Linked DNA regions of Mus musculus: regions 1, 3, 4 and 5 are each linked to region 2. The links are chromatin loops, found by intact Hi-C in ENCODE. Cell type or tissue: gastrocnemius. All regions are shown on one strand. Each heading gives the region's core, and the rest is flanking DNA. Links, peaks and the distances in the headings are about the cores only. Region 1 has its middle 12 kb from the start of Gm52723. Region 2 has its middle 14 kb from the start of Gm11832. Region 3 has its middle 10 kb from the start of Gm46844. Region 4 has its middle 52 kb from the start of Pdp1. Region 5 has its middle 36 kb from the start of Pdp1.

The links. A loop is a pair of places that touch in the nucleus more often than their neighbours do. Peaks named below come from ENCODE experiments on the same cell type or tissue, not always from the same donor. Only the 100,000 strongest peaks of a DNase experiment are listed, where the experiment ranks them.
Region 1: it touches region 2 in a loop (7-fold over the local background); 31 of 42 quality-filtered maps call a loop at or near these places.
Region 3: a loop joins it to region 2, with 5 times the contacts of the local background. A loop is called at or near these places in 33 of 42 quality-filtered maps.
Region 4: it touches region 2 in a loop (7-fold over the local background); 30 of 42 quality-filtered maps call a loop at or near these places.
Region 5: it touches region 2 in a loop (3-fold over the local background); 16 of 42 quality-filtered maps call a loop at or near these places.

Annotation. Positions count from the first base shown.
Region 1 is chr4:12,031,715-12,038,054 of GRCm38, forward strand. No RefSeq gene overlaps it. Among named protein-coding and RNA genes, the nearest start is that of Gm52723, 12 kb to the right of the region's middle. In gastrocnemius, for the core only: a CTCF peak has its summit at 3,340 (motif pointing left); a DNase peak (open chromatin) is centred at 3,323; H3K4me3 peaks cover 252 bases; H3K27ac peaks cover 519 bases.
Region 2 is chr4:11,625,343-11,631,682 of GRCm38, forward strand. No RefSeq gene overlaps it. Among named protein-coding and RNA genes, the nearest start is that of Gm11832, 14 kb to the left of the region's middle. In gastrocnemius, for the core only: a CTCF peak has its summit at 2,835 (motif pointing right); DNase peaks (open chromatin) are centred at 2,846, 3,114 and 3,683; H3K4me3 peaks cover 477 bases; H3K27ac peaks cover 373 bases.
Region 3 is chr4:12,020,826-12,027,165 of GRCm38, forward strand. No RefSeq gene overlaps it. Among named protein-coding and RNA genes, the nearest start is that of Gm46844, 10 kb to the left of the region's middle. In gastrocnemius, for the core only: CTCF peaks have their summits at 3,055 (motif pointing left) and 5,441 (motif pointing left); a DNase peak (open chromatin) is centred at 3,022; H3K27ac peaks cover 3,168 bases.
Region 4 is chr4:11,911,502-11,917,841 of GRCm38, forward strand. No RefSeq gene overlaps it. Among named protein-coding and RNA genes, the nearest start is that of Pdp1, 52 kb to the right of the region's middle. In gastrocnemius, for the core only: a CTCF peak has its summit at 3,347; DNase peaks (open chromatin) are centred at 1,604 and 3,339; H3K4me3 peaks cover 441 bases.
Region 5 is chr4:11,926,804-11,933,143 of GRCm38, forward strand. No RefSeq gene overlaps it. Among named protein-coding and RNA genes, the nearest start is that of Pdp1, 36 kb to the right of the region's middle. In gastrocnemius, for the core only: a CTCF peak has its summit at 2,782 (motif pointing right); a DNase peak (open chromatin) is centred at 2,790; H3K4me3 peaks cover 234 bases; H3K27ac peaks cover 362 bases.

The DNA of each region.
Region 1 (6,340 bases), core at 849-5,848, 410 kb after region 2:
ATGTTGTTATTGAAGATCAGCCTTAGTCCATGGTGATCTGATAGGATGCATGGGATAATTTCCATATTTTTGTATCTGTTGAGGCCTGTTTTGTGACCAATTAATTTTGGAGAAGGTGCCATGAGGTGCTGAGAAGAAGGTATGTCCTTTTGTTTTAGGATAAAATGTTCTGTAGATATCTGTTAAATATATTTGTTTCATAACTTCTGTTAGTTTCAATGTGTCTCTGTTTAGTTTCTGTTTCCAGGATCTGTCCATTAATGAAAGTGGGATGAAGTCTCCCACTATTATTGTGTGAGGTACAATGTGTGCTTTGAGCTTTACTAAAGTTTCTTTAATGATTGTGGATGCCCTTGCATTTGGAGCATAGATATTCAGAGTTCATCTTGGAAGATTTTACCTTTGATGAGTATGAAGTGCCCCTCCTTGTCTTTTTTGATAACTTTGGGTTGGAAGTGGATTTTATTCGATATTAGAATGACTACTCCAGCTTGTTTTTTCAGACTATTTGCTTGGAAAATTGTTTTCCAGCCTTTTACTCTGAGGTAGTGTCTGTCTTTTTCCCTGAGGTGGGGTTTCCTGTAAGGAGCAAAATGTTGGGTCCTGTTTATGTATCCAGTCTGATAGTCTATGTCTTTTTATTGAGGAATTGAGTCCATTGATATTAAGAGATATTAAGGAAAAGTAATTGTTACTTTCTGTTATTTGTGTTGTTAGAGTTGGGATTCCATTCTTGTGGCTGTCTTCTTTTAGGTTTGTTAAAGGATTACTTTCTTGCTTTTTCTAGGGTGTAGTTTCCCTCCTTGTGTTGGTGTTTTCCCTTTATTATCCTTTGAAGGGCTGGATTCGTGGAAAGATATTGTGTGAAATTTGGTTTTGTCATGGAATACTTTGGTTTCTCCATCTATGGTAATTGAGAGTTTTGCTGGGTATAGTAGCCTTAGCTGGCATTTGTGTTCTCTTAGTGTCTGTATAACATCTGTCCAGGCTCTTCTGGCTTTCATAGTCTCTGGTGAGAAGTGTGGTGTAATTCTAATAGGTCTGCCTTTATATGTTACTTGACCTTTTTCCCTTACTACTTTTAATGTTCTATCTTTATTTAGTGCATTTGTTGTTCTGATTATTATGTGTTGGGGGGAATTTCTTTTCTGGTTCAGTCTATTTGGAGTTCTGTAGGTTTCTTGTATGTTCACAGGCATCTTGTTCTTTAGGTTAGGGAAGTTTTCTTCTATAATTTTGTTGAAGATATTTACTGGCCCTTTAAGTTGAAAATCTTCATTCTCATCTATACCTATTATCCTTAGGTTTGGTCTTCTTATTGTGTCCTGGATTTCCTGGATGTGTTAGGTTAGGATCTTTTTGCATTTTGCATTTTCTTTGATTGTTGTGTCCATGTTCTCTATGGAATCTTCTGCACCTGAGATTCTCTCTTCCATCTGTTGTATTCTGTTGCTGATGCTCGCATCTATGATTCCTGATTTCTTTCCTAGGGTTTCTATCTCCAGAGTTGTCTCCCTTTGGGTTTTCTTCATTTTTTCTACTTCCATTTTTAGATTTTGGATGGTTTTTGTTCAATTCCATCACCTATTTGGTTGTGTTTTCCTGTAATTCATTAAGGGATTTTTGTGTTTCCTCGTTAAGGACTTCTACCTGTTTAGCAGTGTTTTCCTTTAATTGTTTAAGGACTTCTACCTGTTTTGCAGTGTTCTCCTGTATTTCTTTAAGTGAGTTATTAATGTCCTTCTTAAAATCCTCTACCAGCATCATGAGATTGAGATACGATTTTAAATCTGAATCTTGCTTTTTGTGTGTTTTGGGGTATCCAGGACTTGCTGTGGTGGGCATACTGGGTTCTGATGATGCCGAGTGGTCTTGGTTTCTGTTAGTAAGATTCTTATGTTTGCCTTTTCACCCTCTGGTAATCTCTGGTGTTAGATGTTCTAGCTGTCTCTGGCTGGAGCTTGTTCCTCCTGTGATTCTTTAGCCTCTGTCAGCACTCTTGGGAGTCGAACTCTCTCCTTAGTCCCAGTGATCAGAGCACTCTCTGCAGGCAATCTCTCCTCTGGCAGGGAAGGTGTCCAGAAGTCTGGAGCTCTGATCCATCTCCTGAGTCCTGGGGTCAGAGCCCTCCCTGGAGGCTGACTCTCCTCTGGTGAGGAAGGTGCCCAGGGGTCTGGGTCTCAGCTCTGCCTCCTGACTGAGGATGAAGGCCTGAAGGGACCCTGTCCAAGAAGCTCTGTTGCTTCTGCCACCCACGTGCTCTCCTGTGTGGACTGGTCTCAGTGATCCCAAGATACTGGGTGTGCTAGTGCTTGCTGAGTTCGCGCCCAAGATGGCTCAGGGCTGGTGCTGCCAGGAAAGAACCCCAGCCACTGGTTGGGTGGTTTCCTTTGTCCCTGTTCCTGCTGGCACAAGACCCTCGGGGTTTTTTGGAACAGATGTTGCATTCCACTCACCAGGGATCTCAAGATCCTGGGTGTGGTAGGGCTCGCTGAGTTCGCACCCAAGTTTGTGTTCCATTTTTAAGGGCTTCAACCTGTGTTCTCCTGTATTTCTTTAAAGGAGTTTTTATGTTCTTCTTAAAGTCTTCTATCATCATCATGAGATGTGACTTTAAGTCAGAATCTTGCTTTTCTGGTGTGTTGGGGTATCCAAGGCTCACTGTGGTGGGAGAACTGGGTTCTGATGATGCCAAGTAGCCTTGGTTTCTGTTGCTTATTTTCTTGCTCTTGCCTCTTGCCATCTGGTTATCTCTGGTGTTAGTTGGTCTTGCTATCTCTGACTGTGGCTTGTCCCTCGAAGAAAATGTGGTATGCTTCATAATCTTTGGGATTATATTGCCTTGTAGATGTTTCAAGTTGCAACATTAAAATATACATTGAATTATTAAAGTAAGATTTAGGGGCATTACTCAATATAATAATACTCCATAATAGCCTAATTAAATCTTTTTAATGCAAGTGGGTATTGCATTAAAATGCGTTGAAAGAGATTCTATAAGCATTAGAGAATGTGCTTTTCTGTGATCTGAGGCTAGACTTATGCTGTGACTCTCTTCCTCAGTAGATGACAGTATTAGTGTTTAATTCAAAACCTGGGTTAGAAAGAGTAGGGACAGAATGTGCTGGTTGGCTGAGCTGCCCAACACTCTGACGAAATAAGGAGAGAGCCAGTAAAGTGAGGATTGACAGATGGGAAAGCCGGGGTCTAGAGGGCAGCCAGTTTCTGAGTTTCTGTAATCCAGAAAGCACACACCTTCCTCATGTTTCTATTAATTTTTTTTAGAAAAGCTGAGACCCTGAAAAGCTGAGTCTGCTCTTCACTGCCACCTGCTGTTAATTTCAGGGAAGTCTTCACAATGGTCAGTTGGAAAGTTTCAGATTACGATGACTTCATGTAGAGAAAACAATATGAAAGCTCATCTGTTCTAACAGCGCTGACAATGCATGGTAAACTTTTAAAACTGTTTCCATCTTGGTGGCATCCTGGTGGCACCCTCTGGCTTTATTCTCCACTCTCATGCTCACTAAGAAGGCTGACCATGTTCCCAGGCACTTATGCATAGAACTTATATACAACCCATTCAGATCTCACCACACACTTCAAGCTTGCATAAGTGACATGATACCTATTACAGTGTAAGTGAAATGTAAATAGTTGTTAGACTGTATTGTTTCGGAAACAAGAAAGAGAGAAAAGGTGTTTCCGTTTACACGTGTTCAGTTTGGATACACAAAAGAAAATTTGGCACATATCTAAATCTTTGGATCTCAGATTCTGGAGGGCTGACTGCATTTATTTGAAGGTAGGAGAGGTGTGTTGGTTTCAGTCACCATGAAAAAAAAATACCCAAGAAAGCTCAAAGGACTGATTGGTTGAGTTTGCTTTCAGTGGTGTTATTTCACAGATGGCTGGAATCACTGTTTGGTTGATGGGGCAAAACATCATGGTAGGAGCTTGCAACAGCAGGGAGCTGCTCACCTCAAGGCCTCTAGGAAGCTGAGGCAGGAGGCTAAGGGCCCTGCAGAAGCACCCCTCCCAATAAAAACCAATTCCTAATAACCCATCTCCTATGAAATCATTAATGGATAAAGCCATTGAGAAGTCAAGACTTGCATGGTCCAGTCACCTCTCATTAGCATCACTGAGAACCAAGATTTCAACACCTGGGATTTTGGGAGGCGTGGTTCATATACAATTCAGCCAGGAAAATTAGCTTGGCTAACTCTACATGTGGTTGAGATGAGACATGATGTAGGGATCTTTTACCCTTTCTTTCAACCTCATCTTCCCAAACCTGACACTGTCCTGTGTTCCTTTGTGTGATGGACAGCTGGGTAACACATGAGTATTCTACCATCAGGCTCTAGAAACAGAAGGCAGAGTGCAGGAACACACGGGAAAGCACCCATGGGGGCATGAAGGGAGTCACAGCTGTATTTGGGATTTCTAAGGAAAAGGCAATGCAAGGCAGGCAATTGGTTTAGGACAGCATAACATGAATAGGGTTCTAAGCCACCGGAGATTCCTCATTTCCTGGCCCCGGAATGATGCCTCCTGAAGTGGGGCTTAGGGTGAATTAGTCTGTATAATATACCCCAGTCATGCTCCTACCTAATTTCTCTAGTTCTACGAACTGGCTCTAGGAGGAGCAGGATCTCCTAGCAAGAAAGAATAAGGAGCTGACACTTCATAGTATAACGAAAAAACATAAATCAAAACCAGTATGTCTATTCTATTCAAATTACTTCTGCTACTGATACAGTCATTCTGTAAGTTCTGTTCCTCTAGAGAACTAAGATTAATACACTAGGCAAGTCTTCTACCACTGAGCTACCCTCGCCCCCCACTCCTGTTGTATAGTAATATAAATTCTTAGTATATTAATTACTCTTTGGGAAACTCCAAGTAGTGAGCCAAGAATGCTATATCTGGTAAAGATGTAGCAATTTTCCTGGTAAGTGAATAATTTCTCACTTGAACTCCCAGCTGTTTCTGGCAGACCTGGCACATGGTCATTAAGCTGCCTTGCTTCCTACTTCCTGTTATATAATGTGGACTTCCCCTTAGATGAGGCCAGTCAATATTTACATACAGGAAACAGACACAAGCTTCCTGTTTGAAAGCACTGAGTTAAAAGTCATCTTGACCTGTGAGGTCCCCAGGCTGGCTTTCTCCAAAGGCAGCAAGCTGTTTATACAAGTATTTTAGGGGATTGCCGATGAGAAGGATACAAAGTACACAAAAGTTTAAAAGAGCTCTCTAGGGTTTGTTTTATTGTGAAGTGGTATAAGTGGAAGATATAGCCAGGGCTGCTAGGAAATAGGTGAAAGTGTTAAAGGTGCTACAGAAATAAACAAAAGGAAACAAAGCATGTGCCAGAGCAGAGCACAGGACTTAAAAAAGTGGGTGTCTTAGTTAGGGTCTCTTTTGCTACAATGAAACACCATGACCAAGAAGCAAGGTGGGGAGAAGTCTACTGTAATTCTCATAGTTCTGCCTTTATATTTTACTTGACCTTTTCCCCTTACTGCTTTTAATATTCTTTCTTTGTTTTGATTATTATGTGACAGGAGGAATTTCTTTTCTGGTTCAATTTATTTTGAGTTCTGTAGGCTTCTTGTATGTTTATGGGCATCTCTTTCCTTCCTTCCTTCCTTCCTTCCTTCCTTCCTTCCTTCCTTCCTTCCTTCCTTCCTTCCTTTCTCCCTCCCTTCCTTTCCTTTCCTTTTTCCTTTGCTTTCCTTTTTGCTTCCCTTTCCCTTCCCTTCCCTTCCCTTCCCTTCCCTTCCCTTCCCTTCCCTTCCCTTCCCTTCCCTTCCCTTCCCTTCCCTTCCCTTCCCTTCCCTTCCCTTCCCTTCCCTTCCCTTCCCTTCCCTTCCCTTCCCTTCCCTTCCCTTCCCTTCCCTTCCCTTCCCTTCCCTTCCCTTCCCTTCCCTTCCCTTCCCTTCCCTTCCCTTCCCTTCCCTTCCCTTCCCTTCCCTTCCCTTCCCTTCCCTTCCCTTCCCTTCCCTTCCTTCCTTTTTTGTTTTTTTGAGACAGGGTTTCTCTGTATAGCCCTGACTGTCCTGGAACTCTGTAGACCAGGCTGGCCTCGAACTCAGAAATCCGCCTGCCTCTGCCTCCCAAGTGCTGGGATTAAAGGTGTGCACCACCACGCCCAGCTGGACATCTCTTTCTTTAGGTTAGGGAAGTTTTCTTCTATAATTTTGTTGAAGGTATTTACTGGCCCTTTAAGTTGGGAATCTTCACTCTCTTCTAAACCTATTATCCTTAGGTTTGGTCTTCTCATTGTGTCCTGGATTTCCTGGATTTTTTGGGTTAGGAGCTTTTTGCTTTT
Region 2 (6,340 bases), core at 455-5,454:
GAAAGGAGAAGAAGAGATCTAAAGCAGAAGGTAGAAAAGCGAGGAAAATGGAATTTATGTGCCATGAAACCAGAAGGTCGGCAGGCTGTTTTAGGGAAGGAAGGGGACCAGTAGGAAGAGGGGTGTGCTGTTAGTTTTTGTCAACTTGACACAAGCTGCAGTCATCTGGGAAAAGGGGACGTCTCTCGAGGACTTGTCTCTGTCATGAACCGAGCCTGCATGCCTGTGTTCAGGGGACACTTTCTTGGTTTATGACTGATGTGGGAGGGCACAGCCCACAGTGGTCCTGCATTGTATGAGAAAGCAGGCTGGGTGAGCCATGGGAGCAAGCCGGTGAACAGCGGGCCTCCATGGCCTCTGCTTCCTTTCTGCTTTCTGTCCTCTGCCCTGAAGTCCTGGAGTTTCCCTTGATGATGGGCCACAATCTGTAAGCTGAATTAAACACCAGCCTCCCTCTGGTTGCTTTTGGTCAAGTGTTTTGTCACAGAGACAGAGAAACAAGTTAGGAGGGAGGGAAGACTGGGGAGGACACTGGAGAAGGGGGTGAAAGGAAGCAAATGACATGTGTGTATGGAAATGCCACAATGAAAGCCATCAGGGTCAAAAGAGAACCAGGAGATGAACTTTTCAGGGGACACTTTTTAAACACAGCTAGTGTGTGTGTGTGTGTGTTTTCCCTGCATTTACATATGTATGTCATGTGTATGCCTGCAACCTGTGAAGGCCAGAAGAGGGTGACAGGGGCCGGGCGTGGTGGCACACTCCTTTAATCCCAGCACTCGGGAGGCAGAGGCAGGCAGATTTCTGAGTTTGAGGCCAGTCTGGTCTATAAAGTGAGTTTCAGGACAGCCAGAACTACACAGAGAAACCCTTCTCAAAAAAACCAAAACCAAACAAACAAAAAACAGAAGAGGGTGGCAGAATCGCTGGAACTAGAGTTACAGATGATTTTGAGCCTCCATGTGGTTGCTGGGAATGAAGCCCAGGTCCTCTGAAGAGCAGCCTGTGCTCTTAACTTGCTGAGCCATCTCCCCAGCTCCAGGGAAAAAATTTTTTTTAAAAAAAGTACTTGTGTGATACTTATTACTAAGGGGACCCCACCCTCTCTGTAAGAAAGGCTGACCTTCGGTGCCTCAGGACTTTCCCCAGCTCTTGAACCCACAAATTTTTAGCAATGACACTAGATGGAAATCTGCAGCATCTCAACTTTCATGGAAGCATCGTTCCTGGAATGTTAGAAGACTCGGACCTGTCAACTGACAAGCGATGGTTTCTCGTGGGGAATGAGGCATCTGGTTCTGCTCTACCAGAGACAATGAAATGGCCTGATAGAAACAAGCAATAGATATTTTAAAAGATATTTATCTAAAGCATCTAAAAAGGGGATTTCAGAGCGGAGGGAGAAATGGAATGTGCTTACTTTCTATGAGGCAGTGTCATGAAAATATCAGCTTTGTCAAACAGGTACAGTGGCTGATGCCTGCAATCCCAGCCCAAGGTGGGTAGAGGCAGGAAGATTGTCATGAGTTTAAGGCCAACCTCTGCTACGGTATAGGACCCTGTCTGAAAGTGTATAATCTGGCTGGAGAGCTAGCTCAGCAGTTAAGATCTTACAGGGCCCGAGGCTTCTATCCCCAGGACCCACATAGTAGTTCCCAACCACACCTAACTCCAGTTCCAGGGATCTTATACCCTCTTCTGACCTTAGGCACCAGGCACACATCTGTGTGGTGCAAAGGCACATGTCAGCAAAACACATAGAATTAAATACATCTTTAAAAATACATTAACAATCAAACAAAAAACAAAAGCTGAACCACTTTTGTCATTCCAGTGCAATGAAGTCATTAGATGCTGGAGGATTGTCCAGTAACCTTAATCTGTGATGTGCTGGGCTTATAAAGGACTTGACAGTGAGCTATTTGGATAGCCGCTTGCGGGAATTGTGTGGCTATCTCCAGGAACCCCGAGCTTTATATTAATTGCATGAAGAGCAAGTCAGCATCCTTGTGACGGTCTGACACTTGGCTCGCAGTCAGCAGGCCTGGATGCTCTAGTCAGCCTTCCCATAGATTGTGTGGAAGTCACTTAAAATGCATACTTTCTTTTAATAATAATAATAATTAGAAATAATAAATTATTTGTGGATTCCTGACTATGTGTCTGAATGGCATTGCTGAATCTATATGCCTTATTTTATTTTGTTCATGGCAATCTCAAAACTTAGATAATATTATCTTTATTATTATTATTTTCTTCATTTTACAGGGGAGAAAAATGAGAGCTCAAATACTTTCCAGGAGCATCACTTTTCATGAAAGGAGCTGAATTCAATCATAAGCCAGTGTGGTTTCAGAACTTTTATATTTGATTCATAAGTTAAAGGAAAGTTTAAGGGCTGTCTTTAGCAGTTATTAGTATGAAGAGCTCTGAGCCTCTACCGTTTATGCCAGAAACATATTTACTGAGAGCAAAATCTCAAAACAAAGCAAATCCCCAAAGATTTTGGGGTTTATGAAAAATAAAGTTGGGTCAGTGGGATGTCTCAGTGGGTAAGGGAGGTGCATTTACTGTTAGGTCTCATGATCTGAGTTTGACCACTGGGACCCACGCAGTAGGAGAGAAGATTCCACAAATTGTTCTCTGACCTCCGCAGGCTATGACATACCTCCTAACACCGTGAAAATAAATGTAATAAAAATGCGAAGAAAAAGTTTAAGACTAATGAATTAACTATATAAAATATTGTTAATTTATTATCTGTAACTTTAATTATCTGCATATCCTGGCCAGAACTATTTGTATATACAATGCTGTTTTATGGTGGATGGCCTGCAGGGGGCAGCAACAGCTCACAGTTGTCTCATCAGCCTTCGCATACTGTCTTCCTGTTTCCCTTATGATAGCTATAAAAGCTATAACCCATTTCAGTTATCCATGTGCCCCACGGTGTGATTTTCTCTAACATTTTATATTGTCCGGGTTTTATATTCCTTGTGTGGGTGAAGGGCCATGAGCAGTAAATTATTTAATTAAACAGAAAGTGTACCGAGCCACAGCTGACCAACTCAGCTACAATCTGGGCCCAGATCCAGTGCTTTGAGTCAGTCTACCCCAACATCTACACCATCTGCGAGCCGCCGGAGCACGTGAAAGGGCCGGTCCTGCAGAACCAGAGCTGCAGGATCACCATGACTCTGGCAGGTTCTCCAATAGGGGCCAGCAATGGTCCAGTATGTCTGGTGCTTCAGAAACCAGAAACCGTGAACCAAAGACTCATTGCAATGAATATTTGCAAGTACAGCCATCTTGGCTAGTGTGTGTGTGTGTGTGTGTGTGTGTGTGTGTGTGTGTGTGTGTGTGTGTGTGTATTATGACACCCACAGTTTCCAGTGTCACAATGAACAAATATTCCATACAGAGATAGAAAAGAGAGCAACGGAGCAGTGAGCAAATGGTGGAGAGGGTGCAGAACTAGAAATGTTATGGTGGTAATAGAAGTGAGAGAGGCCTGCGGTGGACGGTGGGGGTGGGGGCGGGGCGGGGGGGGGAGACACATGTAGTTGCCAAGTAGGGACGATAGGGGATAGGGCGGTGTGTAGCAGCCTGGAGCTTGCACTCCAATTTAGCCCCTCCCCCTGCCCCCTCCACAGGCTCCCCAGCTGCACAGTTGCCATGGTTCTGAGCAACAGCAGGGTGTCCAAGAGGAAGAACAGATCAATTTTTGGAATGAACCTGCTTGAAAGACCTCTCTTGAAAGACCTCTATGGTCTGTGCTGTCCCCCAAGGCCACTTTGGTATTCACGGTCCACTGCTTCAGACTGTGTTGAAGCCCGAGGTTCATGTGGATGTCTGTGATCTTACAGCAGCTGGGAGCCATGTTGATGTCCCTGGCCCAAGGTACCATTGAATGCCGCACAGATGTACTGGGTCTGAGCTGCCTCCTGAGGCCACGCTGATGTCTGTCTGGGTCCCTGTTCCTGCTTCAGCCAGGGTCTGTGTTGGTGCCTATGGCTAGTGTTACCACCAAAGGTCATGTGGATGTCCATAGTCTGTGCTGCAACCTGAAGCCATGTTGATGATGTCTGTGATGGTTTGTATATGCTTGGCTCAGGGAGTGGCACTATTAGGAGGTGTGGCCTTGTTGGAGAAGGTGTGTCACTGTGGGCTTTCAGACCCTTGTATCTTCTTGTATACCAGTCTTCTCCTGTCTGCCTTTGGATGCAACTGTAGAACTCTCAGCAATAAACTCTTCCACATTCCTACTAAGATGGCCCACTAAGCCCCACTTAAAGCATCCCACTGCTTTTCAAAATCCACATTTTTCTGAGTAAAGTATGGTCAGGCTTATCACAGAAATACCCCACTCCTGGTACCAACTTATGTCTTAGCGTTTTACTGCTGTAAACAGACACCATGACCAAGGCAACTCTTATAAGAACAACATTTAACTGGGGCTGGCTTACAGGTTCAGAGATTCAGTCCATTATCATCAACGTGGGAGCATTGCAGTGCCCAGGCAGGCATGGCACAGCAGGATCTGAGAGTTCTACCATCTCTATCCAAAGGCAGACAGGAGAAGACTGACTTCCAGGCTACCTTGAGGGTCTTAAAGCTCATACCCACAGTGACACACCTACTCCAACAAGGTCACACCCACTCTAACAAGGCTAAAACTACTCCAACAAGCCCATACCTCCTAATAGTGTCACTCCCTGGGCCAAGCATATACAAACCATCACAATGTCTCTGAGCCCTGCTGCCACTGAGAGCCATATTTATTCGAGTGACCTGCGCTGCCACCTGAGGCTATGGTGATGTCCTGGTCTGTGCTGCCATCGATGACCATGTCTGGGTCTGCCTTCCTACTGCAGCAGAAGGCAGTACTGATGTCTATGGTCTGTATTGCCACTGGAGAAGATGCTGAAGTCCATCATGTGCTAATGCCAGAGACCATGTGGATGTCTTGTGGTCCATGCTGTATCCAGAAACCATGTCTGAGTCTATGATCTGGGCTCCTGCTGATTGTGAAGGGCAAGAAAGCTATGGCTGCCATGGTATTGATGATGGCAGACTCACAGTTGAGAAAGAGTGACATAGAAGGCTTCTGTGACAACCTTTACCCACCCCCCCATCCCCAAGTAGTAAAAACCTAGAGAGAAATCTACCAAAGAGAACTCCTAAAATTGTGATAAGGATACTGAAGTGAAGCTCTCCACAGCTGATGCCTTCTGGGGGGGTGGGGGGGATGAGGGCAGGGAAGGACTCAGTTTTATTAAGGAACTGGCCACTAGAAGTTTGATCATGCTCTAGTGAGTATATGGGCAACACAAATTGACTTGGTTTCCCCCTCTTCTTGTAGGGAGTTAGGGGGAGGTCACAAGGGTGGGTGGGAGGTGGACCTGGGAAGACTGGGAAGAGAGTGTGCTTGGAATTCATGATATGAAATTTCCAAATAATCAATACAAAATATTGTGAAAAAAAATGAGCAACCCTTATAAAACATGATATAAATAATATTGAAACAGTAACACCTAATCACCAACTGATTTTCTTGTAAGAGCAACATACTTTTAACAAGCGTTTATAATAATGAATGGTTTGCTATTTGATTGTGATAGTTTCAGGAGAGTTCTAGTAAGACTTTTTTTTCTTAAAAATTATTAAAGGATTTCCAGCTGTCAGATAACATAGAAAACAAAACAGACGATGTTTATTCCATAAGTAGTAAAAAAACGAAACGCATGTTTTATTTACATTACTTATGCTTGAAGACATGCCCCGAGACTCCTCTAACAGAGGCCGTGTCTGCTGCTGTCCCCCTCAGGCAGCAGCAGGAACTGCCTCATGGCTGCATTGTTGAGGGCATCTAGATGTGGAGGGTTCATATGGTCAGGCAATGAAGTCTTCACCTAGTTATTATTTTCTGTCTTCCTGAATGAGTCTTGTAGGTTGGTCTACATGGAGTCAGGTTCTGATTCCAGAGGAGAGCTCACTGTGTAAGTCAACCACACACGGCTCTGCTGTCAAGAGAAACATGATCGGTGGCCCAGGACATGTTGAGCCTTTAAACAGTACAGTGGATAATGCTGCAGGGACTGCATAGATTAGATGGATAAATGGAAAAATTAAACAAATAGTAAATCATAAGAGATCTCCCAGTCTTACTACCCATTCACTATTTGTCCTATAATGCTGGGGGTATTCTAGATTTGTTGGTGTTGTGAAGTAGCTAGATTAAAAGGTGCTTACTTTAATTTCTTCATGTTCTGTTTTCTGTAATTTTGATGTGAGGAATGAGTTAGGAATCACTGTTTTAAGAACGATCACCCAGTCATAT
Region 3 (6,340 bases), core at 730-5,729, 400 kb after region 2:
CCCTGTCTCGAAAAAAAAAAAAAAAAAAAAAAAAAAAAAAAAAAAAGAACATCCCTTCTCATAACAGATTCGAATTGTTCTTCTACAAACTCTTCTAGTCTGGTTCTTTCACCTTTATCATGTCTTTGCATTGACTCTCCCTGACTCCTCCCACTTCTGACTTCACATTTGTCCTTGAGGCTCTTTCTTGCTCCAGCTTGCCAGCCAGCCCTGCTGCCTCACTCACTCTATCTAGGGACAGTTATCAGACCTCAGCCCCAAGCCAGGATTGTGTCCCCAGGCAAAGTTGTTGCTTGCTTTCTCTGGCATCTGACCTCACTCTACTCCTAGCTTTTTCGGCGCTGACAATACCCAAGGACTGATCAACAATGGTTCTGATGAGATGGTCACAGCTCATATCATCCTGCTGTTACTTGTCTTTCTTGTCTGATAGATGAACTTTTCCAGGAGGTAGAGACCTTGTCCTTGATGGTAGTAGATCTTCCATAGAACCTGGTTTAGAATAAGCTGTATTGAGTGATCATTGATGGAATATATTGCTTCATCTCAACCTGGTGCCCCTGGGTCCACTGACTCTGTCAGTTCTCAAGGCCACAGGGAGGAACTCCGTGGCACATGCACTTCCTCTCCCATTACACAGCCAGGTTCAGATAAACGGGAAGAGCAGATAGCGATGACTCTGTGTGAGTTTTCTTCAGAATGTGAAAGCATCTTATCATCTCACCCATGAAAGACTTTTTTCTTACCCTTTTCCATTGTATGCCATTTCTATAAACTTGAATGTTATCAACATCTTTTATTCATTTCACTTCATTTATATATTCTCAGAATTAATGCTCTGCATCTTACCGAAGTTGTTCGTTAATATTAATCTCCTACTTTTGTGTATTAGTTCCCTGAACAAAATCTTTTCTGATGTTCTCTGTCTGTGTTTGTATTTAAGTCAGTGTGTCTGTGAGTGTGTGAATGTGTTTGTGTGTGTGTGATAGTGTTGTGCCACCTATTACAAAGCATATATTACAAAATAGTGATTAAGTTGAAGACACATAAGACTATAAGATAAACCTCATTTTCTGTTTGATTCTACTACCATGGCTCTCATGGAATACATTTCCCTTAATAACTAGACCTTAAGTATTTTTGGCTATAAAATAATAAAGATACTTAAGTGATCGTGTCTCTTTTTACTTGTGAATATCTGTGGCCTGTGGTTCTAAGACTGAATTTAAGACCTTGGTGTCTCCTAGTCTATGATGATCTCAGAATTAGTCTAAAGGATTTTAAAATGTTATTATTATTTTACTAAGAGAAATATACACTTTGAAATTATTCATTATTAAAATATACAAGATCAAACCACTTCTCACTTCCCTATTACTTAAAGACATATACTTTAGGGAAATATACATTATTACCTCAGTGAGATACTACAGTCTACTAGACAAGTTATTCTTGATGGTGAGGGACACTACTGGACATTATTGTTTGGGATGTCATTTGGTACAAACTTTACAGAAAGCTATTTGGTAGTATGTGTCATCTGACTTAAAATACATCTTTTTTTTCCAACTATGGAATAAAGTTTATTATAACAATAAAGAATGTATACTATACAACATAAAATGTAATACATTAAGTGAAAAAATGGTTTGTAATTAGTATATGGTAAATTGGAAAAACCCAAAGAAATTCTTTGTAATAAGCTTTTCTGCACTATGAGTAAATGGGACCAGGGAGGAAGCACTCAAACAGAATGAGCTGGATCCTGCGAAGAGCTTCTTCAAGGCTCAAGTCCGAAATCTAAAAGTATCACTTTGGGTGTCTCTGCTGGCTAATGTGTGGTGGCATGCTCAGTACCTATTTGAAGAATTCTCATTTCTGCTCAAACCAGAAGATTGAAACAAATTCTGTCAAAAGCTGTAAGTACTGTGGAAAAATAGTTTTCAGTTTAATAATTGGAAAAGAGAAGGAGAAATAGAAGCTAAGTGTAGTTCTGAGGATTCAAGTCTCCAGTTACTGAGAAAATCACAGGCTGGAAGATAGCTTGGCCAATCCATATGCTGCCTCAGCCATTATCCTCTTCAGCAGTTGGCTCTGTAGAATACGACGACATTTAATAATACTGGATAAGGAGGTTGTTCTGCTTAAAAATATATCTTTTAAAATGCATATGCCTTTTCAATTCGTATATAATTGATATAAGTATAAAGTTTTAGCTAAATGGTCATTCTCAGACTTTATTAAAGGAAATAAACTCATCAAATGCTTGTGGATTGGAGACTGGGAAGATGGCTCAGTTGATAAAGTGCTTGGGAGGCAAGCATAAGGACTGAGCTCAGACGCTGAGCATGCACATAAGAAGCCAATGTGGCATCGTGTGACTGTAATCCCAGCCCCGAGGAGACAAGGCCCATGGGGCTTGTAAACCTGCCTGGGATTGCTCAGTGAGTTCCCAGACTGTCATAAAAACATGGTGGGAAGTGACTGAGGAAGACACTAGCCTCCACACATAGGTACATATGTGCATGCTAATACCATACAATATTCATGCAAGTGCATGCTTGCGTGCGCGCGCACACACACACACACACACACACACACACACACACACACACACAGAGAGAGAGAGAGAGAGAGAGAGAAAGAGAGAGAGGGAGAGAGAGTGTGTGTGTTAGTTTATGAATTAAACAAATTAGCATTTCTTAAATAAAGGGCAACACATATCACATATTTGGGGTTACTGCTCTCTAAATAGGGTGTGCCTTGGTACACAATAGAGGAGATATGCAAACACTTATGGGGGAAGGGTCATTTTAGGAAGAACCACTTTCCTGCTTCCTTTCCCCAGCTCCATTATAGGACAAACCAGAATTAATGGGAAATCTCATAATTTGAGCCACAGGTCTGAAGAGGAACTTGGAAGGAGAGAAAATGAGGGAGATAACAAGGGATAAAAAGGCAGAAGTTGAGAAAGGAGGCCGGGGAGAGGGGCTTCTAGATGCATCAGAGTAGGCCTTTCCAGGAGCCCAAGGAGACTCTCTTGTGCCACCTTCTGAGAACAACGTGTAAATGCACCATAGAGATCTTATTCTCATGGACTGTACTGCTCTTTTAAATGGTTAGTATACAGTAAGAGTTTCCTAATGATGTTCTGCTATATTAATAGGTTGGTGCCCGGTGCATTTGGCATCAGAGAGGTTTCATCTAGCAGCGGATGGAAACAGATGCAGAGACCCACAGACAAACAGTAAGAGGAGCTTGGAGAATCCTGTAGAAGCCAGGCAGGAAGGATTGTAGGAGCCAGAGGGGCTAAGGACACCACAAGAAAACCTACAGAATCAACTAACCTGGGTCCATAGGAGCTCACAGAGGCTGAACTGACAATCATGGAGCCTGCACGAGACTGACCTAGGCCCTCTGCATATATATGTTAGAGCTGTGTAGCTCGGTCTTCATGTGCTACTCCTTCTTTTCTGACTCTTTTGCCTGTCTTTGGGAACCTTTTCCTTAGTCTGGTTGCCTCAATCGCCTTAATACGAGAGGAGGTGTCTTGTTTTACTGCAACTTGATATGCCATGTTTGGTTGATATCCGTGGGAGGCCTCCCTTTTCTGAAGAGAAATGAAAGGTTGGGGGAAAAGGGAGATGGGAGGGGAGGGACTAGGAGGAAAGGAAGGAGGGGAAACTGTGGTTGGGATGTAAACAAATAATTAAAGAGTTTAGAGTAGCAAACAAGGAAAAGATACAGCATTGAAAGATAGTTTGAGAAAATGTTTAATATTTTCATGAAGAGATATTTATGCACTGTGTGTATATATTTGAATGAGAGATGCAGGAAACAGAAAAAGGGCATAGTAACCTTTTACTATAAAAACCAACACACACACACACACACACACACACACACACACACACACACACACCCATCCACAGACAGGCAAGCTGTGGACTGAAACTCTTTAAGAAAGTGATAGAGCCGGGTGTGGTGGCGCATGCCTTTAATCCCAGCACTTGGGAGGCAGAGTCAGGCGGATTTCTGAGTTCGAGGCCAGCCTGGTCTACAAAGTGAGTTCCAGGACAGCCAGCGCTACACAGAGAAACCCTGTCTCGAGAAAAAAAAGAAAGAAAGAAAGAAAGAAAGAAAGAAAGAAAGAAAGAAAGAAAGAAAGAAAGAAAGAAAGAAAGGTGATAGACTTCTAGGCACTGGATTTACATATTATACAGTAGCACATAGACAAAACCCCTCTCATACACTCCTTATCCCCATAGGAAAATATGTGGCATAAAAATCTATCAAAATCAGTTAATTGGGTAATATCAAATTAATCTTATATAAAGCCTTACTGCATACGGTTCTCATGCTAGAGATGTAATAGTGTGAGCAGCCTAAGCAGGCATCGCCTGTGCCCTGACAAAGGTGTCAGCCCTGCCGAGGGGCAGATGGAGCAGGTTCAGGCTGACATGGTGATAAATGTTGTGACCATGTAGTAAAGAAGCTATGGTGATGGAGAAACCATGGCCTGGTTCCCAGAGTGATGGCAGCCTCTGGGGGAAACCCGAGTTCACAGATAGAAGACAGGTCAAGCAGTTGAAGCTAGAGAGTTCCCCCAAAAAGACCATGATAGTTTGGAAGCTTCCAGAAGGAAGGTCAGCTGGGGAAACAGACAGCACACTGCTGGGTGATGTCGATTCTGTGCCTGCAGTGTCTAGAGTTTGTGTGAATGGAAGTGAGGAGAGGGAAGGATGGAGTAGTGTAGCTGCCTGAGGCCACACGAACTGGGTTCCTGAGTGGGAGGCCAGAGCTGTAAGAGAGAGACCGGCGAGAGAAGAGACAAGGCCAAGACAGATGCTGATCAAAGCCCAATGTTTACTAAAATTCTGTGCTTATAAAGGGGGAAGCCCATCTCCCGATGATCCATTCTGGATGCCTGACGCCAGCCTGTAAGCCATTTGTCTGACAGCACTAAGTTGGCAGAAGGTGTCAATCACTGGGTTGCCTGCTGTCTCAGGAATTTCTCAGGAAGGCAGGTTCAGCCTCTCAGCAGGTAGCAGGGTCTTGGAGATGAACAGTGCTGATGACAGAACAATAGAACCACCTAGGTCAGAAGGCTCCACCCCAGGTGGTTTCATTCACAGTGGCAGCAAGGTCTGAACCAGCCTGCTCAAGGCTGGGGGAGGCTACAAGGTAGTATTTGGACTTGACCTTGAATCACCTCTCAGAGGTCATCACCAACGGTTCAAGGGTTCAGTAAATGGGTTAATCTTTCTGCCTACTCTGTAGGAAGAAATCGTTATTTATTCACTTAAAAAGGGGTAGGGGGCTGGAGAGATGGCCCAGTGGTTAAGAGCACTGACTACTCTTCCAGAGGTCCTGAGTTCAATTCACAGCAACCACATGGTGGCTCACAACCATCTGTAATAGGATCTGATGCCCTCTTGTGGTGGGTCTGAAGGCAGTCTATTCACATTAAATAAAGAAATAAAAAAATAAATAAATACAGAGAGAGAGAGAGAGAGAGAGAGCAAGAGAGAGAGAGAGAGAGAGTAAAATCTTTACAATTAAAAAAAAAAAACCACCAACAAATTAAAAAAAAAAAGCCCTAATAACTAGGGTCTTGCTGTGCTGCTCAGTCTGGTCTTTAAGTCCCAGACCTACATAGGCTTCATTCTTATGGGAAAATATGTAACATAAAAATATAAAAAATGTCTCTATATAAACTGATTTGTTTAAAATCAATCTCTGAAGGATATTCAATTATGTAAAATATGCTTTTTCCTTAGTATTTTAAAAAGCAAGACATATGTATCACATAATTCCATTATGCAAAAGAGTATAAATAAGGCATATGTTATGCATAATATAAAGAAAACTGTTTGGGGAGTATGTTAAGCCAAAATGTAATTGTGGGTATCTAAAGAGATGGTATTTTTTGTACATTTCTGTATTTCCTAAAACTTCTACAAAGAATAAATATTATTACTTCTGAAGAAGTCACCAGACTTGGTGCTGTAACTTAGATCAAATTCCAGACTCTTCTAGATTTGTTTTTTTCTCTCCTGATGATCCAAATGATAGTTTCTTTCTTTTGACAATACAACATAATTTTCCTTATTCCCAGATAAACCTTACTTGTGCAACCAATGTATGTACGTATGTTTGCATATATAATCATTCTATTTGCATACAACTTAGACATCTAAGCCTGTGGTTCTCAACCTGTGGTTCTCAACTTTTGGGGTCATGATATCAGATATCCAGCATGTCAGATATTTACATTAACATTCATAACAGTAACAAAATTGCAGTTACAAAGTAGCAATGAAATAATTTTATGTTTGGA
Region 4 (6,340 bases), core at 471-5,470, 290 kb after region 2:
TGAATTGGGTAGAGTACCTTCTGCTTCTAATTTGTGGAATAGTTTGAGTAGAGTTGGAATTAGGTCTTCTTTGAAGGTCTGATAGAACTCTGCACTAAACCCATCTGGTCCTGGGCTTTTTTTGGTTGGGAGACTATTGATGATTGCTTCTATTTCTTTAGGGGAAATGGGACTGTTTAGATTGTTAATCTGATCCTGATTTAACTTTGGTACCTGGTATCTGTCTAGGAAGTTGTCCATTTCATCCAGGTTTTCTAGTTTTGTTGAGTATAGCCTTTTGTAGTAGGATTTGATGATGTTTTGGATTTCCTCAGGTTCTGTTGTTATGTCTCCCTTTTCATTTTTGATTTTGTTAATTAGGATACTGTCCCTGTGCCCTCTAGTTAGTCTGGCTAAGGGTTTATCTATCATGTTGATTTTCTCAAAGAACCAGCTCCTGGTTTGGTTGATTCTTTGAATAGTTCTTTTTGTTTCCACTTGGTTGATTTCACCCCTGAGTTTGATTATTTCTGCCATCTACTCCTCTTGGGTGAATTTGCTTCCTTTTGTTCTAGAGCTTCTAGGTGTGCTGTCAGGCTGCTAGTGTATGCTCTCTCTAGTTTCTTTTTTGAGGCACTCAGGGCTCTGAGTTTTCCTCTTAGGACTACCTTCATTGTGTCCCATAAGTTTGGGTATGTTGTGGCTTCATTTTCATTAAACTCTAAAAAGTCTTTAATTTCTTTCTTTATTTCATCCTTGACCAAGGAATAATTGAGTAGAGTGTTGTTCAGTTTCCACATGAATGTTGGCTTTCTATTTTTTATTTTGTTATTCAAGATCAGCCTTAGTCCGTGGTGATCAGATAGAATGCATGGGATAATTTCCATATTTTTGTATTTGTTGAGGCCTGTTTTGTGACCAATTATATGGTCAATTTTGGAGGAGGTACCATATGGTGCTGAGAAGAAGGTATATCCTTTTGTTTTAGGATAAAATGTTCTGTAGATATCAATTAAATCCATTTGTTTCATAACTCCTGTTAGTGTCCGTGTGTCTCTGTTTAGTTTCTGTTTCCAGGATCTGTCCATTGATGAAAGTGGTGTGTTGAAGTCTCCCACTATTATTGTGTGAGGTGCAATGTGTGCTTTGAGCTTTACTAAAGATTCTTTAATGAATGTGGCTGCCCTTGTATTTGCAGCATAGATATTCAGAATTGAGATTTCATCTTGGTAGATTTTACCTTTGATGAATATGAAGTGCCCCTCCTTGTCTTTTTTTTTTTTTTTTTGATAACTTTGGGTTGGAAATCAATTTTATTTGATATTAGAATGGCTACTCCAGCTTGTTTCTTCAGACCATTTGCTTGGAAAATTGTTTTCCAGTCTTTCACTCTGAAGTAGTGTCTTTCCTTTTCCCTGAGGTGGGTTTCCTGTAAGCAACAAAATGTTGGGTCCTGTTTGTGTAGCCAGTCTATTAGCCTATGTCTTTTTATTGGGGAATTGAGTCCTCAATGGCCCTTTCCTAAAAGGTCCATCTGCTCTGTTCCCATCAGGCAGTTGAAGCTGCTGAGGGTTTTCTTAATCTCTTCCTTCCCAGGAAACCGAGCTGAGCAACAGAGCTGAGCGGCTTCCCAGGAATCCTGCAGACAGAGCTGCATGAAAGTGCTGAGAGAGGAAGCCTGCCTGTGAGCTCTTGGATGTCAGTGGCTGCCTTCTGGGGTCCTGAGCCTTCTATTCCCTGTAGGTCTGAATGTACGGGAGGCACTGCACATTTCTATTGTATATTTCCCACTGGAAAATTAAAAAAGAAAATCACAGCAAACATGAGCTAGGTGTATCTTTCAAACCAGGGAAGCGGCTGACATCCAGTCCTTGTCTGTGGCTAGTCCAGAGAGATGGTGAGAGTGTGGTGTTCTTCTGAGTCCCTAAGTCCCTGAGTTCTAAGGTGCTTAGAGTCAGGTCTGGCTCTCAGTCAGCCAGTTACTTTCCTACTGGTGTAGACAATGCCTCTACTCTCTGCCCCCGTGGTAGAAGCCAAATCTCCAGCCTTGAGCTAACACTAAGAAAGAAAGAAAGAAAGAAAGAAAGAAAGAAAGAAAGAAAGAAAGGAAGGAAGGAAGGAAGGAAGGAAGGAAGGAAGGAGAGAGAGAGAGAGAGAGAGAGAGAGAGAGAGAGAGAGAGAGAGAGAAGAAAGAAACCAAGCAAGCTACATGGACTTATGTCCTGCTGAGGTAACTGCTAATAGCTAATAGGTGGGTAGCTCACAGACTGTGGAGATGCTAGATAAAGATGATTGACATTCCAAGAGGATTGGAAAGGAATGGCTTGATAGTGCATCATACTCCTCAGAACAGTACACAGCTTAAAACGCCTGAAATTGTTTATTTCTGGAATTTTCCATTCAATATTTTTAAACTACAGTAAACTATGGTCAGCTGAATTGATTGCAAGTTAAACCACAGATGAAAAGGCTCATTAAGCACCTCATCTCATTTTTCAAAACAGTTAACCCTTCCTTGTCTGGTACATCTTTTGCAAGTGAAGAAACTGAGGCACAGAGGACTATGCATAAAATCTTCAGTGAGTATGGACTGGTTTTCAGATATTGCCATATAATGCCAAGTGGCTGAAGAGCTTGTAGCCGAATTGCTTTCATGGTACATTGTTGCTGACAGGACCTGCTTTTCTTGAGGTATTATTAGCTTTTGTTCATTCACCTATGCATTTAGTCAGCCAGTGGGAAAGCTTTGCCAGTGTGTGAAATGAATAGGGTCTTAGGTACCTCGTTCCTGTCCTCCTGTTGCTTTAACCTCCCTATCCTTCCAAGATAGAGGAGCTGTCTGCCCTCTCACAAGAAGCCACGGCTCTGCCTCCAGCTCTGGGATGATTCTATAAAGCCGTGGTTGGTTTCTCATTGTGCCAGGAGCAAGGTCATAAAGTATCTAGGTGATGCTTTTCTTTGAATCTGAGAACAAAATCATTTTCTTTGTTAGAGAAAATGTCAGTTTTGAAGAGATGAGATCATTTATAAATGGGACGAATTTCCTGTGCCTTCCAGAGTGGGCACCCCCTAAGGTCTGGCCTCTGGTGCTGCGTGACACAGAGCAGTGAACCAGTGGTGGAAGGGGGTTTGGTTGAGCCCTGGACTGCGTCAGCGCCTCTCTGAGATCTACCCACATCATGGTGCGTCAGCTGCCCACGAGTTACTTAGGCTGAGGACGTATTTCTCTGACCTCCTTTACCGGATTGTGCGTGGCCTGTGTATAGATTTGATTGGTGCGTGTTGGACGGCATTGATTCCTGCCTGCCGCTGCAGGAAGCTAAGTGCTCTGCGCAGACGCCCTCTGCCTGCTGCAGTCAAAGGGGTTAGCAGCCACCCAGCCCCATCTGTTGACTACTTCAGGCAACTGTCATTGCCTCTCGGGGGGGGGCCCTAGGTTCAGAGGCTCTGACTCCTTTAGCTTTGTGACTGCGACATTAATTCAGAAATAAATTATGCATGACTAATCCCTGCATTGTAGACATTGTAATTTCGGCTCTGTCTTTAATATGCAGAAAGGAAATAATGGATACCTTTATTTCTTATTCATGTCAAAGAGGTGGACTGTTTGTGGCTCAGATAAGAAAACAGCCATTACTCATCACCTCTTCTGAGGACAATTAAACCTCTTTGGGAGTCATGTTTCTGTCCTTCCTCGCTTTACCCACCTTCACCTTTGGGGGTCCCCCATTCATCCTCAGCCGCTGTGGTGGTCGGATCCTCCTTCTCTAGTATATCCACTACAGCACCAAAACATTTGCTTTATTGCTTAGTAAGGTGTTTTGTTTTGTTTTTTTCTTCCTTGTAATTCTCCCAGAAAATTATCCTGGCTTTTGCTTTGCACGTGAGACTTCAAACCAATCAAATGCTTTGATGAACCAATGAACAGCCTTAACTTCTGCTTTTATATAGTAAACAGGTACCAAGGATGAAGATGGAATTTTTCTTAACTTGCTTTTAGGTCAAACTTAACCTTGATAGATTGGATTGACAGATATAAGGTGAATAACATAACAAGAAATTCTTGGCCTGTTTCCAGATCACTACCACCCCATGGGACTTAATAACACTATTTGTTTTCTTCTGGAAGTCATTGAGCCTGAGCCATCTTAGAAGGCATCCCTTCTTAGATATCAGCAAGTCTGTGTTCCAAAATAGACTAACCAGACCTTCACTCACACATTTGCACTTTTTCCGAATATAGATTTGGACCACCCAAAATCAGAGGATCTATGAGATTTTAATAATACCTCTAAGCATTATTGAGAGATGATCTCCATTGATTCCCAGGCAGGCTTGTTATACATTAATAGCTGTAAGCATAGGCAGATGAGTTATGGTGACTGTGGAGAGGCTCCATGTTGGATTTCTTGACTAGTCTGACTGATTACACTGACCTAATCTCTACCCCAGATACATCTTCCATGCCCATGGGATTTGATCTACTTGTTTCTTTCAAAACATGGCTATTGACTCATGCCTGAATACAGAACTACCTTACATGAGGTGGCTTGGCTTGGGGAAAAGGGCACAGTCTTTGAAGTTGGGTTCACAGGGATTTGAATTCCAAGGCACTTTCTGGTATGAAACCCATGGTGAAGGAGTCAGTCACTTGTTTGGTCCCTTGTTTCCTTAGCTGCAAAATAGAAAATTCAATGCCAATTGCTGGAGATGACTGGGAAGGCTTAATGACTTTAGGTACACCCTGTGCTTGATTCATGCACCCAGTACTTTTGTGTCTATTTCTTATTGCACATAAGAACATCACTCTATTAACCAGGTTCAAAAAGGTAACATGATGTACATACCATGCCAATGATATGAGAAATAATTCAGGAAGTTATTTTACTAACCACATTTAAGTTCTATGCATTGATAGGAATATTTCCTAATAGATATGACAGAATGGGAAAGAAGGCACTTCCGTTGTTTGAAAAGATTAACCTCTCTTTTTTGTGGTATAATTGCATGTGTCTGGCCTTGCTCTATGTTATATCTCTATGATATTTTCTCCTCAGACTTGCCATCATTTACTGGGTGCTTACTATGGTTGTCACTAGATACTATTCATCCATAACACTAATCCTATAGAGAGGACATTATGCTACAAATAAAAGCCCAGAGAAATGAAGGCTTTGATAGTCCTTCATAGGTCTGGCTGACAGTAAGACCCCCGCATGATTTCAGTGGATGTGTGCCTGTATTTATGTTTCTTCCCAATGGAACTGGTCTCATACCTTCCACTGATTTCTGGTTATAAGTGCTTTCCCCAACAAACATGTATTGTTCATGACCAACAATGGAGTCTGGGCTTATTTCTATTTCACAGGGCACTGGACCAGCTTGGCCAGGCTTGGTCTTCACTCATGTTGGTCTACTTTTTGCCCAATCTTATGAGGGCATTTTCTTAAATGAGGTTCCCTCCTTTCAGATGACTCTAGCTTGTGTCAAGTTGACATAAAACCAGCCAACACAGTGTCCTTTATCTTTACATTCTACTAATCAAAGCAAATCATGGGGTCTGCCTAGACATAAAAGATCCCATCTCTTGGGGTGATGAGTCCTTAAATCATCAGGAGGGAAATCTGGTGGCCTTCTTTGCAGTGATTTCCCACGTGCTCTTAAAACTATTCCTTCCATTATACAACACATCAACCTCTTCTCCATAAACTAAGGACAGTTATAGGTGGTTACTCAATGTCTGTCATTTGCTCAACACCTTCTACAGTTGACATTACAAGCTACTGGGATAAGAATCTGATGATCATTAATAACTATATATGGGATTAATTAATAATTGAATCAAGAGTAGATGATCATACTACATAGTCCAAGCACACAGCACATAGTAAAACAAGTTAGCACCCATGTAAAATTTCAATTCTATGTATGTGGTGGGAGTGTGTATCCACAGAAGGGCAGGGGCTTGTGGAGGCCAGAGGGATTACCTCCTGGAACTGGAGTTTCAGGTGGATGAGAGATGCCCAACTTGGGTGCTGAGACTCAAACTGTGGTCCTTTGCAGAAACAGTGTATTCTCTTAATTGCCAAGTCACCTGTCCAGCCATTTTCCATTAAACAAAACAAAACAAAACAAAACAAAACAAAACAAAACAAAACAAAACAAAACCCCTAGGATATAATTTGAAACAAGGTCTCAGGTAGACCACGCTGGCCTCAATCTTGCAACATATCCAAGATCCAAGGAAGACCTCAAACTTCTGATCCTCTTCCCTTCAACTCCCTATGGTGGGATTTTAGGCCCTCGTTAATGTGCCAGGTTTATGAGGAGTGAATCAAACTCAGAACATCTTGTATGTTAG
Region 5 (6,340 bases), core at 891-5,890, 300 kb after region 2:
GACCTAATTCGAACATCTGAGAAGCATTTCCAGGAACTACAATGGTTAGCAGCAGAGCCAGACAGTAGACTGATGGCCTGCCAGTTCAGTTTTTCTGCTGAGGTTGTTACAAATGACTGTAACTTTAATGGCTTAAAACAAGATGTATTTATTGTGTCACAGTTCAAGGAGTCAGGAGTCCTAAAATCAAGCTGACAGCCCCATCATTCCTCCAGGAGGCTCTAATGGAGATGCTGCATCCGTACCTTTTGCAGCTTCTAGGGGCTGCTCACATTTCTTGGCTTGGAGGCCATTCCTGCTTCACTCTTATCTCTTCGTTTCTTTGATATGATGTATGTCTCCTGCCTTCATCTTAATGAGGATCCTTACAATCATATTGGGACAAGCTGAATGATCGAGAATACCCTTCTATCACTAACATACTCACAACAGGAAGTCTCCTTTGTCTTATATGGTAGTATATCCACAGCTCCTGGGGATTGGAGGCAGACATCTTTGAATGCTCATTATTTAGTCTGACCCTGGGTGAGAAATTCGAGGTCTGGATCAAGTAGAAAATGGGCAACCACAGCACTTTCCTTTCCCTTGTCCCTTGTACACCTTGCTCTACGTAAAGTGAGAGGATATCAAAACATAACTGAGAAAGGACATGCAGGGGGCATATCATAGGCTAGGAAATGTGCTAGGCTAACTAGAAAAATGCTAGAGAAATGCATGCTGGAAGCTGTCATCTGTTCCAGCTGACTCTCTCGGGGTATCAGAGAGCAAGTAGTAGAGAGAGATCCAACCTGCCTTAGCCCAGGAGAGCTGCTCTAGGTAAATGATGGTTGTGTTGGTGTGTATATGCTCAGTCCAGGGAGTGGCACTATTAGAAGGTGTTGTCCTGTTGAGGTAGGTGTGTCCTTGTTGGAGTACATGTGTCACTGTGTGTATGGGCTTTAAGACCCTCATCCTAGCTCCCTGAAAGTCAGTCTTCCACTAGCAGCCTTCAGATGAAGATGTAGACCTCTCAGCTCCTCCTGCACCATACTTGCCTAGACGCTGCCATGTTCCCACCTTGATGATACTGGACTGAACCTCTGAACCTGCCAGCCCCAATTAAATGTTGTCCTTTGTAAGTCTTGCCTTAGTCATGGTATCTCTTCACAGCAGTAAAACCCTAAGGCAATGGTAATGCAAGCCACTGTACTGACCCCTTTGACACTGGAGGAGCTAAAAGGAGTTCTGATGTCTCTTTTTAGTTTGGCCTTCTGAAGCCTTTAAGTCCATATACATAACTTAGAGGGGTCTTTGTGCAGTGTATTTACATTATATATACTCCTAACAGTTTAATCAGTTGGAAGTGGTCACAGTTATCAAATTAGCTATCATAATATCACATGCTTATGTTCAATTAATGCTTATTTTATTTAATAATGGCCCCAAAGTGCAATATGATATAAAGGAGTCACCAGTGTATAAGACAAGGACAGATAGACTGTCTCTGACACTGTAGGATAGACTGGAAAGACGTTGTAGTTTGGCACTACCTCAGATATTCAGCTTGCACTATGAGTCACGGAGTATCCTCTGAGGACAAGGAAGGAGTGCCACATGGCTGCACCTGGTGAAAATAAACAAGGTATAAAGGTGATTTGGCTATGATAGCTGTCATCCCATTAGGCAGGTGATGTAGCTAATCTGACTGGCTAGGCATATGTTCCCTTCTTCCATGTTCCCAGACCATGTGTGTGTTTCCTGACAAGCTGTACATATGCTTGCAGAGAAAAACCTTTCTCAATAGAAGATCCATCTTGGGTCAAGGATCTATGAGAGGCTCAATCCCTTGCTAGAACCTCCAAACAAAGTTTGGAAGTCTATTTGTAGGAGAATACAGTCAAGTTTTCAGGATTCTAAATACGTCTAAATCATTGGCTACATCCAGCAGTCTGTCTTTCTTTGAGAAAGTAAAATAAATACTCAAAATGTTCTAAGTATGACCATGTTCCTGCCCCAGTCTTCATATTATTTCTAAAAACTATTTTTCATATGAACAATAACCAGACACAGTCAGGAACCACATAGAAAGAGCAGATACCAGGAAAAGGCATCACTACTGAAACTCTCATGTGCAAACTATACACCTCTGCTTACTGTGTAACATAAATGAAACATAGGCTTAATAGTTTTAACAGGGATCTGGGGTCTGTATATTAAAAGGTAACAGCAGAATTGAAACAGAGCTAAATCGGAATCCTACTATTTGAAAAAACGCAACAATCCCAGCACTTGGGAGGCTGGCATAACCTTGAACCATGAGCTCAAGGCCATCCTGGGCTACACTGTGACACCCTGTCTCAAAATATTGTAACAGCCAGGCTGTGGGTGCAGTCATAGTATAGCTACAGGATGCCTTTTTTATGCTTAGCAGGCTTGAGATGATTGAGTTTAATCCTTACATCTTTCAAAAGTTAATAGCCAAGCCTAAGATTTTAATTCTAAGTTACACATGGCTGAAGGGAAGATTGGAAAACCAAAAGATGAGAGACAACAAACTATTAGAATGTAACACAGAAAAACAGCAATAATGGAAAATACAAAGAAAATTAAGAGATCCGGATGGACCCAAGGAGAAGGTCTAAAAGATTGGTTGAAATATCAAAAGAAAGGGAGTCTGGGGCAGAAGCAATAGCCAAGGAAACAGTGGCATATGATCCAGTCTCCATATGAGTCACCCTCAGTTCTGGTCTCAGGTCATTTCAGGAGTCAGCCCAGCCAGAGCACCTAGAGGTCCTCTAGGGGGCAATGTTGCCTAGTCCAGGTGCAACCAGAGCTTGGCAGAGCTGAAAATGTCCAAATGCTCTTTGTGGATGAAAGACAAGGCAGTTAGCCTTGAGAGGAAACGACCAAGTTCCAACCTGACAGTAAGAGAGGAAGAGAGACGGAGATATAGAATGACTCTTAAGCACAGAAACAGGCTGCCCTGTGTCCGGAGCACAGAGGCCAAGGTGATCACAAGACTGCAAGAAGCAGGCACTAGGATATCAAGAACCTCTGAGCCACAGGGACATTAAAGCCTCGATCTTGGGGCTGTGGAGGCCATTATTAAGTTATAAGCGGAGTGGGGGATATGATTGGACATATATTTTGGAAGAACTGCAGGGGTAGAGCTGGAGAACTGACTGAAGAGGGGAGTGTGGTGACCAAGCATGCCGTGGAGCCGTTATAAGCCACGTTGATGGAAGCTGAAGATAACCTGTGCTAAGTAAGCCAGGTATAGACCAAACAGCAATGCTTGATATGGGCACTCTCATAGGTATTCTTATGTTTGACTCATTGGTTCAAATTGGGAAGCATAGTGTTTGTGGTTATTAGAAACAGTATGTTTTTGTATTTTTTCAATTTCTTTTTAAATGTGTTTATCTTTTAAACTTACCAATAATTAACATAGCTTTAGGAATAAGGGAAAATCAATTAAAATATTTCAACTTAGACAAAAATCTCAAAAGAACATCAGGAATGTAAATTATTCAATTCGCATGCTCTACCCACTACAAAATATAGTTTAAAAGTAATATGGACTGTTTAACTCTTTGGCACAGGAAAGACACATTTTAAATTCATTAGAACGGATTTGAATATTCAAATTGCAGAGTGCTCATACGGACCTTTATCCTGAGACTCTGCCTCATTTCCAGCGGGTCCTTCACGAGCACAACAAACAATTCATTTAAGGCAGTTCAAAAAGGGAAAGTGGAAGACTTTGGTCTGCAAGCAGAGAAGGGTCTCGTTTCTGCCCGTGGTTTCTGGCTTTGCCCGTCACTCCTCACCATATAAGGCATTTGTGTTGTCTCTCTTGCACTGATGATCCCTGGTGTCCTGATATGTTGGCCCAACAGCATAGCTCCTTCCATGGAAAAAAGCACTGAAGCAAGTCCTCCGTGAGAGGCTCGCTCCCCATTGCTTCTGCCCAACTCTTGATGCCCAGAGCTGTCACTTAGAGCTGCCTTTCTCCTGCCACTTTGGGGATGTTGTGCAAAAGAGGGACTCATCATCCTGTCTTCTTAAGACCAGTCTTTGTCCCAGGCCTGTCAACAATGCCAAGGCTGAGGTACTGTCCTTTTCACCCACCAGGAAAACCTTCTACACTATCTTTCCAAGTGGAAAGGGCATATCACATCTGCTTTTCCCAATAGGTCTGGGTTGTCTGTCACAGATCTTTAGACTTTGGAGAAACCAAAGCCTGTCAAAGACACTGACACAAACATCTTAGTGGGTGAGGTGGAGAGATCAGGTCCACTCTTTCCTGATGAGCTCCAGACCCTCAGACCCATCAGAGGCTCTGCTAAAAATTGGAGGGTAGCATAAAAGATAAGAGATTATCTGAAAAAAATCTGGGACAATTAGGAAAAAAGATATTCTCCTACATAACTCAGGAGCAAAATAGTTTATAAGGCAGTAAAACACTCAGGTACTAAATCTGTGACACCACAGAAAAATAAATGGGGCAAAGTGCTTTTGTTTTTAAATATGAAGAGGCTCAAAGAAGTGAAATATTTAGCTCAAATAGAACTCTGCCATGACAACTAAAGGAAAGCTCAGTTAACAAGTTAAAAGCGAAAGCACAAATTGGCTCAGACATATTTCTTTGCTGTAAAAAGGATAGGATGACCACAAGCAACAACAGATGCGTGAGCGTACAGACATGGGTAACTGCAACCCAGAAGTGAGGAGGAAACGCGGGGGTTACCCTGAGGGACATTCAATTTAGGCCCCTAGAACTGAGTATGCTTACACTGTCGGTGTTCATTTCTAGTACTTAGGAAACCCGCACATTGACTCTAAAATCAGCAAGGGCCAAGAACAGCCAAGGCAGTGTGAATGAGAACAAGAGCTGAAGTTGCCAAACACCAAGTCCTAAGAGGCTGTAGTAGCTAAGATATGTGGTATTTCTACAGGGTTGAAGGTATAAGAGAGGGTGTCCCTTAGTGTTTGTAGGGGACACACCAGACACTAAGTTCGCAGCACAAAGAAGATTTCTTACCTCAGAAGGGTAAGTGGGACTTGGGGGTGGGGAGAGGCTGCCTCTGGATTGCAGATAGCAAGCAGCAGGTGGTGTTCTTGTTCTTGTTCTTGTTTTTGTTTTTGTTTTTTTCCAGTAGTGGGTTTTTAAAGAGAAAACTGGGGAGTCTGTGCTAGGGTGAGATGCTAAGTCCTAATTGGACAAGTTAAGTGCTGTAGCCAAATAATGAATTTTGATTTAGTCTCAGGAATAAGTCAGTAGTCAAATAAGGGAAACGGACCTTGGGGATAGCTTTAGAAATATAACCAGATTGTTTTTAATAAGGGAGAGAGAAGAAGAAAGGGCAAAGCCTGTCGGGGCCATGTTTGTCATCCTTGGGCCTTTTTGTGCCCTTCAAAAGCAATGAACCAACGTGGAAGGATGAGGTTCAGAGACAGACCCACACACAAACAGGCTCAAGATGCAAAACTATTCTACAGTTTGCAGAGGATAAAGGAGAATCTTTAATAAGTAGTTCTGGGCCAACTGGATATCTCCTGGTAGGAAATGTGCCTGGAGCCTTATCTCGAATCAGCAGCAGTGATGCGTTCCAGATGCATGGCAGATCTACATGCATCAAAGAGCAGAGCTTGGAAAGATGGCATGGATGCTTTCATGGGATCAGAAACTGCCTCACCAAAGAGAGTCAAAGGTTATTTGCCATAAAAGAAAACGTAGAAAATGCATACTTGTCTAAAGCAAGTACTGTTGTTCACCAAAAGCTACGATTAACAGATGAAAGGGCAGAGAAGACTCACATCTAAGTTTAAAAAGAATCCTGCAGAGTACATAGAGCTCAGATGAGCAGATGAACACAGGAGGAAAAGATTTAAGATGCTTCTCCAAAGAGAACACCTGAATGCTTGACAAATATGCAGGAAGGCACTCACTTTGTAAGCCTGAGAGTTCAATAACCAATTCAAGGTCAGGGGGAGAGTATATGGTGGAGCCCAGACTTGAACCAGTGTGTGTCTTAAGGGTATGTTAGTCCAATAACATTAGTAATTTAATGCCCTCTGTCTTCCTGTCTTACCTGGCCTGTCTTTATCTTTCTGCATTACCAGGAACAGTCCTACCAGGTTTCAAAGACCAGATCAGTTTGCATCACTGTGAAGTCTGTCTGCTCTAAGACTTGGGTGGGCCTCTTTCCAGTGTCCAGGGCTTCCAATAAGGATCCCAAACTGAGCCTGCCTATACTGACACAGCAGATTCTGTAAATGATGGAGATAGCAAAGAGTGGGGGAGCACACATGGGGCAACTGTGGTCTACAGGATAGAGTAACTTGCCAGATTCACCTG